Linked DNA regions of Homo sapiens: region 1 is linked to region 2. Evidence: read pairs that join two places in POLR2A ChIA-PET (ENCODE). Cell type or tissue: MCF 10A. All regions are shown on one strand. Links, peaks and the distances in the headings refer to the core of each region. The heading gives the core; the rest is flanking DNA.

The links. ChIA-PET counts read pairs that join two places held together with the same protein. Peaks named below come from ENCODE experiments on the same cell type or tissue, not always from the same donor. Only the 100,000 strongest peaks of a DNase experiment are listed, where the experiment ranks them.
Region 1: POLR2A ChIA-PET joins it to region 2 with 5 read pairs; 3 of 35 experiments call an interaction of 5 or more read pairs at or near these places.

What each region holds. Positions count from the first base shown.
Region 1 is chr1:246,159,678-246,165,059 of GRCh38, reverse strand. All of the region lies in intron 5 of SMYD3 (SET and MYND domain containing 3), which reads left to right. Among named protein-coding and RNA genes, the nearest start is that of SMYD3-AS1, 54 kb to the right of the region's middle. In MCF 10A, for the core only: no CTCF peak of the experiment used is centred there; a DNase peak (open chromatin) is centred at 3,219.
Region 2 is chr1:246,212,485-246,217,866 of GRCh38, reverse strand. The region is part of intron 5 of SMYD3 (SET and MYND domain containing 3); the gene reads left to right. Among named protein-coding and RNA genes, the nearest start is that of SMYD3-AS1, 110 kb to the right of the region's middle. In MCF 10A, for the core only: no CTCF peak of the experiment used is centred there; a DNase peak (open chromatin) is centred at 2,746.

The DNA.
Region 1 (5,382 bases), core at 232-5,231, 53 kb after region 2:
TCCTAGTTTTCTTCCTGCACTACTGTCTTCCCAGTCGGTGGGGTTCTTTCGCCACCTTGTTTGTTCTCTGCACACTGTCTGTGGGTTACCTTACTGATTCCTGTAGCTTCATTCACCGTCTCTGTGTGGCTGACTCCCAAAGTTAGCTTGTGTTTTAGTTACCTTTGTATACTTCCAGCAGCCAACATGGGACCTGTTGCACAACAGTAGCCTATGTTAAGTAAATGAACGGACTGATAAATAGATGTTTTCCATGATTGATACTCTTCCCAAAATCTTTCATTATTACCATTTGTCACCCATCACAAGAACATAAACTCCATGAGAGCAGAGACGTTATCAGTCTTGTTCAGGACTGTGTGCCTGGCACGTGGCACACGTATCCAGTATGAGCAAAAAACAAGTGGCTCACCCAAAATGATCCTGGCACCAGGAAGTTTCTCTTTGGGCCTGGCTTCCTTGGTTACTCACATGCCCCCGTCCATGTGTTGTAGGAAGAGGAAAGATGTAAGCATTAAGGATTTGGCTCACTGGGGCTGGTCCTGGTGGTTTGGAAATAGCAGATCTCTAAGGCATTCCATCACCTCATGAGAGAAGTCTTATTTATTTATTTATTTATCTATTTATTTATTTATTTCTTGAGACGGAGTCTCGCTCTGTCGCCCAGGCTGGAGTGCAGTGGCATGATCGCAGCTCACTGCAACCTCCGCCTCCCGGGTTCAAGTGATTCTCCTGCCTCAGCCTCCTGAGTAGCTGGGACAGGCACCCGCCACCACGCCCAGCTAATTTTTTTGTATTTTTAGTAGAGACAGGGTTTCACCATATTGGCCAGTCTGGTCTGGAACTCCTGACCTCAGGCAATCTGCCTGCCTTGGCCTCCCAAGAAGCCTTATTTTTATATAGCTCGTTTTCTCTCACCTGGGATCCCAGGTCAACCCCTTTTCAAGTTGGGAGAAACCAGCTAAACATTTTGTGTTTTAATTTAAATTTTGTGGTCTGAGTTGACTCTTGCTAGGGTGGGGGTAGAGGAGGAAACCCAGCAGAGAACTTGAACTAAGTCAAAATGGCACCTTCCCTCCTGAATATTCCTTTTATTAAGATGTCTGCAGATCTCCGAGCATTAGGTCTTCCATTCTTGGAGATTCTGACTTTCCTCTGTCATTATTTCTCTGCGGAAGGTTCTAACATTTGGCCAGTTGTGATTTCTCTGAGCCCTTTGCAACACTGCAGGGAGCACACTCAGTTGTATGCAGTGGGGCTGATAGCATCCAGGTCTCAGAAGCACTTTCCTTCCATATCATTGCCGATTTCCTGTTTCTTTTTTAATTGCACTTGTTCCTTTTATAAAGTGACAGTAGCTAAATTTATTTCTCAAGATGCTTACATGCTCTTTTAAAGAGTATCTAAATTAATAAACATTGAGTACAGAAACCTAATCTGAATTTGTGTTTTTATTGAGAGCACTCTCATTAAACACAGGCTGGAAAAAAAAAGAATCAACCAGACCCTGATGCCTCTTGCAAAATCTGATCTGTTCCAAGTCTAGCAGGTAGAGTCCTGATTGCCTTTATTTGCAAGTTCAGAAGAATGCAGGTAGGTGAAGATTAGAATGGCCTCGTAGTGAATATGTATAAGCCTATAAAATTAAAGTAGAACTTGGTTAAAGAGCAATACAATCTCTTGCTATTTCATGAATGCTTAGCAGTGTTATAAAGACGTGAACATATTGCTGTGTTTCAGTGAGCTACAGCCTTACCCTTTGATATGCTTAATTATTTTCAAGGTCATTTCTTTTTATAAAATCAAGGCAAGCTGGAAAATGTCAAACAGCCTACAAGTATAGAATAAACTATTTTCATTGTCATTTTATAGTCATATATAGTTGTGGTTTTGAGTTTCCCAGTTACAACCAGTCACTGAGTGTAAGAGTCACAATAAATTCTCTTAGGAACATGGTATCCTTTATCTCTTCAACCATTAATGTTCCAAGGATATTTTCAAATGAAAGAATGATAAAAATTAGTTGATGCGTTCTGGGAATATGCACATTTAAAATTTCAAGTTAACAATACAGATGAAGGTGGTTAAATGTGCAAGAGCTAGCTACAATAAGAGAAATGTAGTTGAGGCTACTGCTGAAGGGATTATGTACTTAGCCTCTAAGCCACTTAGGATATATATTAAGTTGGTTGTGCTCTACCATTTTGGCTGAAGATAATTTTCCCTTACATAAAGCAAATATTTAGTAACAAGTGAGGTAAGTCTGAGTTGTTCATTATGCAGGTTATATGGTACGGTTGAAATCCTGACCATACCACTAGTCTCTGTACCTCTGAGTAACCCTCACATTGTATTGTACTTAAAGGTTTGAGGTGATTCTTAAGTAGGCATTGTAACTGAGAAATATAAGTTTCAGATTTTTGCTGCCACCAGCTGTTAGGAAGTGCTGGTTATTTTGTAATGATGCCTGAAAACCATGGACTCCTCAGCATTGTGAAATTTGGATTTAGGGGTAACACAAACAAAAATTCCAGATTCTTGAGGAGATAAGAATTTTAAATGATTCAAGAACATGCACACCAATTCTATTAGTTTAAAAATAATTAATATGCCTTACGTGGCAGTAGAGTTCAGATCAGTTGGCTGCAATCTTCAGAAATATTTATTTATATGGTGTCAACTTAGGTTGTCTCTGAGACACATTCCAATTGATACTTCTGCCTGCCTCTGACAGACTTCTTTTCCCAGAAACACCCTCCACATATGCTTATTCCTGTTAGCTTAACCTAGTTCTAGAATGTTCTTTTAGGGTAATTGAGGTAAGACTCTCTTTTCACTTAGCCAACTTGGAGTTGTTGGCATTTCAATTAGTGGTCATTGCGGGATAGCATTACTTCACTCATTCTCACTTTAGATACATTGCTCCCACCGACTTATGTTGTATAGTAGTCCTTCTCTGATAGATTCACCAAGAAACTACTGTTGCTTAGCCGGCCAGGTACACGTCCACACGCTTTGACCTCACTTACTGAACCCACAGCTCTGCCACGCTGTCCTCTTCTGTTCCTGAAACTCTCCAAGCTTGCACCCAGGCTGTTATCTTTGTAATATTTTTTTTACCCTCTTGCAACCAACACACATGCACTATTGCCTGGCAAACTCCTACTTCTAGGAGTTTTTGGCTTGAAGCCTGCTATTGGCTTAACTAGAGAAGAGTCATATGAAGGTCTGGAGAGAGGCCAGATAAGTCAGAGCTGTGCATTCAAAGAAAAATCAGGACTTGGGAAGACATGTTCCTGCCTGTCATTTGAAATATACTGTCATTGGCCAGACCTGTATTTGATTCTCTTTTTACATTTTAGAAGAACAATACTTTTAAGCCATACATTTGATAAGAATGATCAAACCACCACTTTGTTGCAGGTTTACTGCTAGGCTCTGTGGGTACATCTATTCGCGGAGAAAGAAAAGTAAATTAATAATTACAATAGAGCATGATATACCAAGGTGGAGGCATAGACGGGGGCTGGGGAACATGAAGGAGACCATCGAAATCAAAGGTGGAGGCCAGAGAAGGCTTCCTGGAGAAACGAGGCCTGAATTGCTTTCTGAAGAACTGGTAAAAGATAATCTGATGAAAACGGGTTCAGCCTGGAAGAGAGGATGCCTGAAATGGAGGGAACAGCCTGTGTAAAGATGGAAACAATCTAACAGCTTAGCACACAGAGAAAACTGTAAGTCACTCAGTCCTCAGTGAGTTTGAAGTGCACGCTGAAAGCTGTAGGGCCCCGGAGAAGAAGCCTCTTGGGAAAATAGGCCTTTACAACCACAGCAAAGACAGTCTGTCATGCTTGGCGGCATGCAGGTGAGCTGTGCCAGGTGTGCCAGGCAGGCTGCATGTTCATTTGTAGAGGACTCTGCAAATGAGGCGCAGGGTGGAGCGGGGTGGTGCTGCCAGTGAACAAAGAGAATGAGGCTTACCTAGAGCAATCGCTGGAACACCTGTCTTGTCTGATGGCATCGTCTCGCTTGTCTGATGGCGTTGTCTCACAGTCCCAGCCTGCATGTTGGTAATGTTCAGGGCGAGAGGAGTAAGCAAACAGCCCCAGCTTCTGTCTGCTGCTGCTCTGGAGAATATCAGAGTTGCTCTGCCAGGTCCCACAGGTTCTTTTACATTCACCATCTCTATTTAATCTTCCCAGATTTGAAAATAATGGTTTATCCTGGATGTGATCTGAAAGTATTTCCCCAATGCTTACCCACAGGAGTCACCCACAGAATCCTCACTCACTGCTGTCCCCCATGTGAGAGCTTGCTATAGCTCTGTGTCAGGAATTTGGGAACAGTGTTGCTGGTAATGTGGAAATCATGAGAGACGTCATGTGGGGTTAGACAGCAGCCACCTTCATAGCTCCCTGCCTTTCTCACTTCTCCTAGACCTCTTGATTCTCTGATTCCTCGGGAAACTCAATTACCTTTCCTTGATTATGCAGAGCAATTTAACTCTCAAACATCCTTCGGCTCTGGGCCCACCTTTGCACATTCAGAAGCTCATTAATGTTTCAGCACCGAGGAACTGGCAGGAGCTTTGACATTTCAGTGTTGTCTTTTCTCCCTCCCCAGGTATCTCAGAGTGAGAAGGAGCAGTATAGAGATCTGCTTTCCCACTAATATGAATTTTCACCCCAAACCTCAGCATCAGATGAAGATAGTCATTTTCAGTTTTAATATTTTTTTCTTCTATGCATATTAGGTAGGCAAAGAAAGACATAGAGTTCTCTCTATCTAGAACTTTGAAATAAATGAAAATATTAGAACAAATAAACACTTCCTATAAATGTGAGTGAATAGGACAGTAGGTAATAACCGGAATGGATTTGGAAGAATGGATTCTGTCAGCTCATACTCAGAGGCATATTGTTAAAGCAGGGATATGAAGACAGCAGCAGAGTACAGGGGTTACAGGCATGAATTTAGGAGTCAGATCAAGCTGGGTTATAATTGTGTCTCCTCTCATTCCTAATCTGTGAATTTAGCTGAGTCAACTTAACCTACTGAGTTTACTTCATTATTTGTAAAATAAAGGTAATATCACCAGGTAAAGTGGTGCACTCCTGTAATCCCAGCTCCTCAGGAGGCTGAGGCAGGAAGATCTCTTGGGCCTAGTAGTTGAAGACCAGCCTGGGCAGCATAGCAAGACCACATCTGGGAGGTGGTGTGGAGAAAAAAAAAAGTACTCCCCCCACTCCAGGACCTGGCGAGCCCTCAGTACCGGTGGCTCCCATTTCACTCACAGTCTTCCTGGGCTGTGCTTCCGTCGTGTTCCCTGCACTCCTACACCCTGGTCTTCTGTTTTACAAGCTGGACCTATTATCCCACAAG
Region 2 (5,382 bases), core at 114-5,113:
AATTGTTTCTGAAAGTTGACTTCATTCGTACTGAACCATCTTCACCAGCATTTGACATTGTGGGATTTAAAAACTGTTGCCAATTTTTACATTAGCACTTTAATTACAATTATATTTATCATTTCTAGATGGTATTTTTTTTCCTAGCTAGACATTAAAAAATTTTCTTTATCCTTCCTCATATTTTCAATCTCTTATTCCTTTAAACATCTTAAACATATTTACTTTAAATTCTGATAATACCAAATTAGAAACTCTTTGTGAGTTGATTCAGCAATATAATACTTCTGCTGAGTCTTGTTCACTGATCTTTGTTTCTTTGTTTTCTTTGTGAGAATTTTTAGTTTATTTATATTTTGAGACAGGGTCTTGGTCTATTACCCAGGCTGGAGTGCAGTTGTACAATCTCGGCTCAGTGCAACCTCTGCCTCCCGGGCTCGAGCGATCCTCCCATCCCAGCCTTCCAAGTAGCTGGGACCATAGGCACACATCACCACGCCCAGTTAATTTTTCGTAGAGACAGGGTCTCCCTACGTTACCCTGGCTTGTGATTTTGTTTTTTAAGCTGTAAGTTCACACTCTTTAGAAATTCTTTGAGGCCTGGATTGAAGGTGTATTCACCCTGAGTGAATTTGCCTTTTGTTTTGATGGATAACTAAGGCATTAACAACCTTGGATCCTGCTCAGGTTAATTTCTGGGCTTGAGGTTTCTTCTCCCACAAAGATAATATAAATTTAGGCTACAAGCTTGGTTAGATGCCAACTTCTGCTTATGAGTCTAGAAAAAAATTATCCCCCTCTGTCCAGTATTTAGGGTCTAGATTGAGAACTTCTTTGCTCTCCCTTGTGTGGAATAGATTTTTTGTAATTTACAGTGATTCTAACTCACAGCATATAGTCCTTGGAAAATCCTAGGTCTGTTCAGGAGTTTGGTTTTAGACTTTCCAGTCTGGATGAGGCCCACACACAGCCTCCAGTGCTTTGTGCCCACGTCTCCGTCAAGGGGAAAGTTCAGGATCCTCAGGTTAGCTAAATGTTTCTAGTGAGAAAGCTAGCTTCAGAGTTTACTTACTGGCCTGGTATCTTTACTTGACTGTAATACTCTAAGGATATTTCTTTCTTATCACTTAAATCATGAATTTTATTTTAATGTTCTCTTTTTAAATACAACTTCTTTTATGCCTTTATTTTTCTTCATTTTTTATTATATTTTCAATAATGCAGAAAAGGTGAAGGAATACAACCAGAAATTTAGCACCTAGATTCATCAATTGTTAGCATTCTAAAAACAAAGACGTTCTCTTTTATAACAATGCCATAGCACGTCTTAGACAATTAGTAACAATTCTCTAATATTTTCTGTAATACCTAATCCATATCAGATTTTCCCACTTGTTCCTAGGTATCTTTTTTGCATATTTTTCCCCAAATGAGGGTACAAACAATGTACTGATGCATTTAGAAGATATTTGTCAGTGCGTCTATCTGGGTTGTTGGGGTCACCATATTGTCCAATATGGAGATGTATTTTATTGTTTGGCATTTTCCTGAAGTCTGCTTATGAGTTTTTTTTTTTTTTTGAAATGGAGTCTTACTCTACTGCCCAGGCAGGAGTGCCATGGCGCTATCTCGGCTCACTGCAACCTCTGCCTCCCGGGTTCAAGCGATTCTCCTGCCTCAGCCTCCTGAGTAGCTGGGATTGCAGGTGTGCACCATCACGCTTGGCTAATTTTGTATTTTTAGTAGAGACGGGGTTTCACCATGTTGGCCAGGCTGGTCTTGAACTGCTGACCTCATGACCTGCCCCTGTTGGCCTCCCAAAGTGCTGGGATTACAAGTGTGAGCCACCGTGCCCGGCCTTGAGTTTGTTTTTCACATTAGTCCAGAGTGCTCCATCTTTCGCTCTCTATTCGGTTTCCTTGTGAGTTATTGACTGTTAGAGTATACAATAGAAAAAATATTTTTATGTCCCTTTTAAGGAATTATACCTTTCAAGTGGAAGATACACACTGACTTTCCTCCAAATAGTTACACATTTTAGATTTTTGTCGTGTCAGTGGACTCATCTCAGGCAGGATTACACCCCAGGGCTTCCTTTAAAAAAGGAAAGTGACATTGGCTTTACGTAACAGAAGCAGTTTGGACATTTCTTTGGACAGTTGAGTTCCGCTGGCCCCTTTCTGTGGCATGCTGCTGCTCAGCCCAGCTGCATGAAGACAGGACAGAGAACGATGGCCACTGAGAGTGATCCAAAGTACTCTGTGGGAGAAGGCAGATGGATAAATATTTTTTCTTAAATGCAAAGCTAACTTAATGTTACTGCCCATTACTGGTAACTTTCTTTAGGGCTTAAGACTTGAAGAATTTAATGTTGCCTGACAAAGTTTTAAGATGGCTCAGCATTAAAAAAAAATGGTGTCTTTGAACAGTAATGAGCGCCAAGTAAGAAATATGGGTGTGCTGACTCTTTTTGATGATCTCAAAGTTATTTATTTAACTACATGCATGAAGCCCCAGCGTGTGTGTGTTTTTCTTTGTCACTGACTTCACAGCAGCTCAGTAGGATTTTAAATATGTATATTTTATATTTTCCTGCACCTGCCCCATGACAATATACATAGACCATGCAAACAAAGATGTATTTAGTGAAGAGATTGCGAAACTGTTTTATTACTGTCCGGATCTCCATTGGAAGTGAAGCTGCTGTTTCACATCCTCTTTAGGCATATCTAGCCGCCAGCAACTGTGCAGATTAGAATCATGAGCTTCTCTTCCACATGCGTGTGGCCATTGTGGTGATGACCGATGAATCATCGCATTTCAACTGGAATGAACAAAAATAGAAAGCTCAGCAGCAGCATTTTTTAGAGAGGTAAAAATCTGCATAAATAAAGAAAATTAAGTGTTTCCATGAATTTTACCTACTAGAAAGTGGAAAAATGTATTTGATAATAGAGCATATATATAAGTTTTATAGTACTGCTAACATAAACATGAGTGGATAATTTTGGGGCTCAGCAAGTTTAGCTGCAAAATGGCTTTGCTATTCTCCATTCCTCTTTGTTTTAATGATCATTCCTCCATATTCAGAAGATTCTGTTTCTTGATTTTTAGGACTGTTCCTAAATATTCCGGTAGCTGTCTTTGGAAGACTGAAAAAATATTTTCTCTTGTCCTTATAGAAAATGCTGGATAGGGCAGAACCTTCTCTCTTCCTGAAAGAGGCCACTGATCTAAATTGGTTTCTCTCTTAGCCTTACTTCTTGGAGGCATACTTATTATGTATTTACTTACTTTGGCATGCTATTTTAAAAATTCCTTGGTTTTTATTTTAAACAATTCCTTCATATATTTCACTTAAATAAATGAGCTGATACTATGAGCTTCAACATATTGGTTTCAAAACTCATCTCTTTGTCTTTTTTCCTTTGTTTTACCTCATATACAGTTAATTGACAGTTCTGTTCATTTTTCCTTTGAGATATCTTGCCATGCTTGGTTTACCATTCCAGCACAGAGTACACAACTCATAGCTGGATTGCTATGACATTTGTCTCCTCTTTGGTTATCTTGCATTCTTTTACCAAATAAAGCTTTCACAAATGTATTATCTCCCTACCATTTTGTGACCTGGGATGTGAAATCTAATCTCTGACTGGATTTCTAGACTCCTCTCTTGTCTTTTTCAACCTTATCATCCACAACTTGCCATTGTAAAGACCAAGTTCCAGTGTTCCATTAGATCAATACCACCATTTCTGTAAACAAACAGATGCAAACATTAAGAACCACAGTCTGGCTAATTCTGGAACAGTACCTAAAATATTAAACCATGACCATCTTTTGCCTGTTGGTGTTAGAAGGGAGCTTTTGGTGTTACGAGAGAGTCACCAAAGAGGACAGGTTATGGAAGCTAGCTCTGCAGAGCTCTTGATAGCAGGAGTTCACAGAGATTATAAACTAGGAAATTCAAGGTGCTTCAGAAAGGTTCTTCTTGAAGGAAGAGAAAGAACTGTGTTCAATGAGAGAAAGCAGCAGAAAAGCACACTAAGTTCGTTCTTTATAGGCAAGTTTAAAACTGGGATTTACTCAATGGCCGATGGCCATTACAGATGCTAAGATATTCTCAGGGACCATGAGAAGATCATCATGCTGAAGTGAGAATGGAGCCAGGGAGGGGAGCATCAGAGTGGGACTGGTTTTGACCTTTGAACAGGGCCACTGTCCTGGCGTGGAAGTGCAGTAGACAGGGCAGGTTGGGTGAACAAACCAGGTAGCTGAGTGTTCCCCTGCCCTTGTTCTAGCAAACTTGGGTGTGCAGGGCCTGAGAATGTTCTGTTGACTTCTGCTGCTCTGTTTTGCTCATGTTATTCCTTTGCAATGGGTGCCTTTCTCCTATCCATTTTCTCAAAGATCATATGTGCTATAATGGTGGAAACACGGACTTAGGAGATAACCTGACTCAAAACTCACTGGAGTTTTGTCTTCTTGCGGATGAGCTGGACCCTAGCCAATGTACTTCACCATTCCAAATCTTCAGTTTCCTCCTTTGATAATGCAGGTATTAACATACATGCTGCTGTGTAAGCATTGGAAAGTCTGGCCCTTGGTGTTTGGGTTTAGAAAAGTGCTTTTGTCAGCATCCATAGTCACAGGTAACTGACAAAAAGAGCATGTGATATCCTGTGTATCTGTGTCGACATCATATGAGATTGAGGAAGGTTGAAAGAATACTAATTTCCCTTGACAGAATTCTTTTAATTTTATTCATTTCTCTGCATCCTTCACTCTTTAGTTTATCTGATGGTAGAGGGTTAGCAGTTGTAGACAGTGTCATCACCTGCCCTGGATGATACTAGAGCTCCTTTTGTAGACAGACTATATATTCTGACACCAGAGAAATGCTGTACCTGAAGGCCCCATATCTTCTGGAAGGACACTGAAGGGAGAGCAAGTTACTGAAATCCATTTCTCATAACCCAAGAACGTCCTGTCTACATTTGTATGCCTTGTGCTTGGTACATATTTGTTGTTTAGATTAACTTAAATTTTATGCTTTCATTACAGCTATTCTCTGTGGAAAATATTAACCAAATTTATTAGATCTTTATGGAAATGAAAAACTGCTGGTCTAAAAATGCTTGGGAAACTTAAGAGTACTATCATTCAACTTGGCAGTACTTGATACCAGTGAGGGTTGAAGTTCTAAGTTGAAATAAAACAGATCGGTTAATAGGAAGTCAAATGAGACTGATAGATTTTATTTGTTGGGACATTTTTCGGTGACCAAATATGCAGTAGACAGTCAATACAAAAAACCTAGAAACGCATAGAAAAAATAAAGAGAGGAAAATAAAAATCACCAAAAATCATTAGCATTTT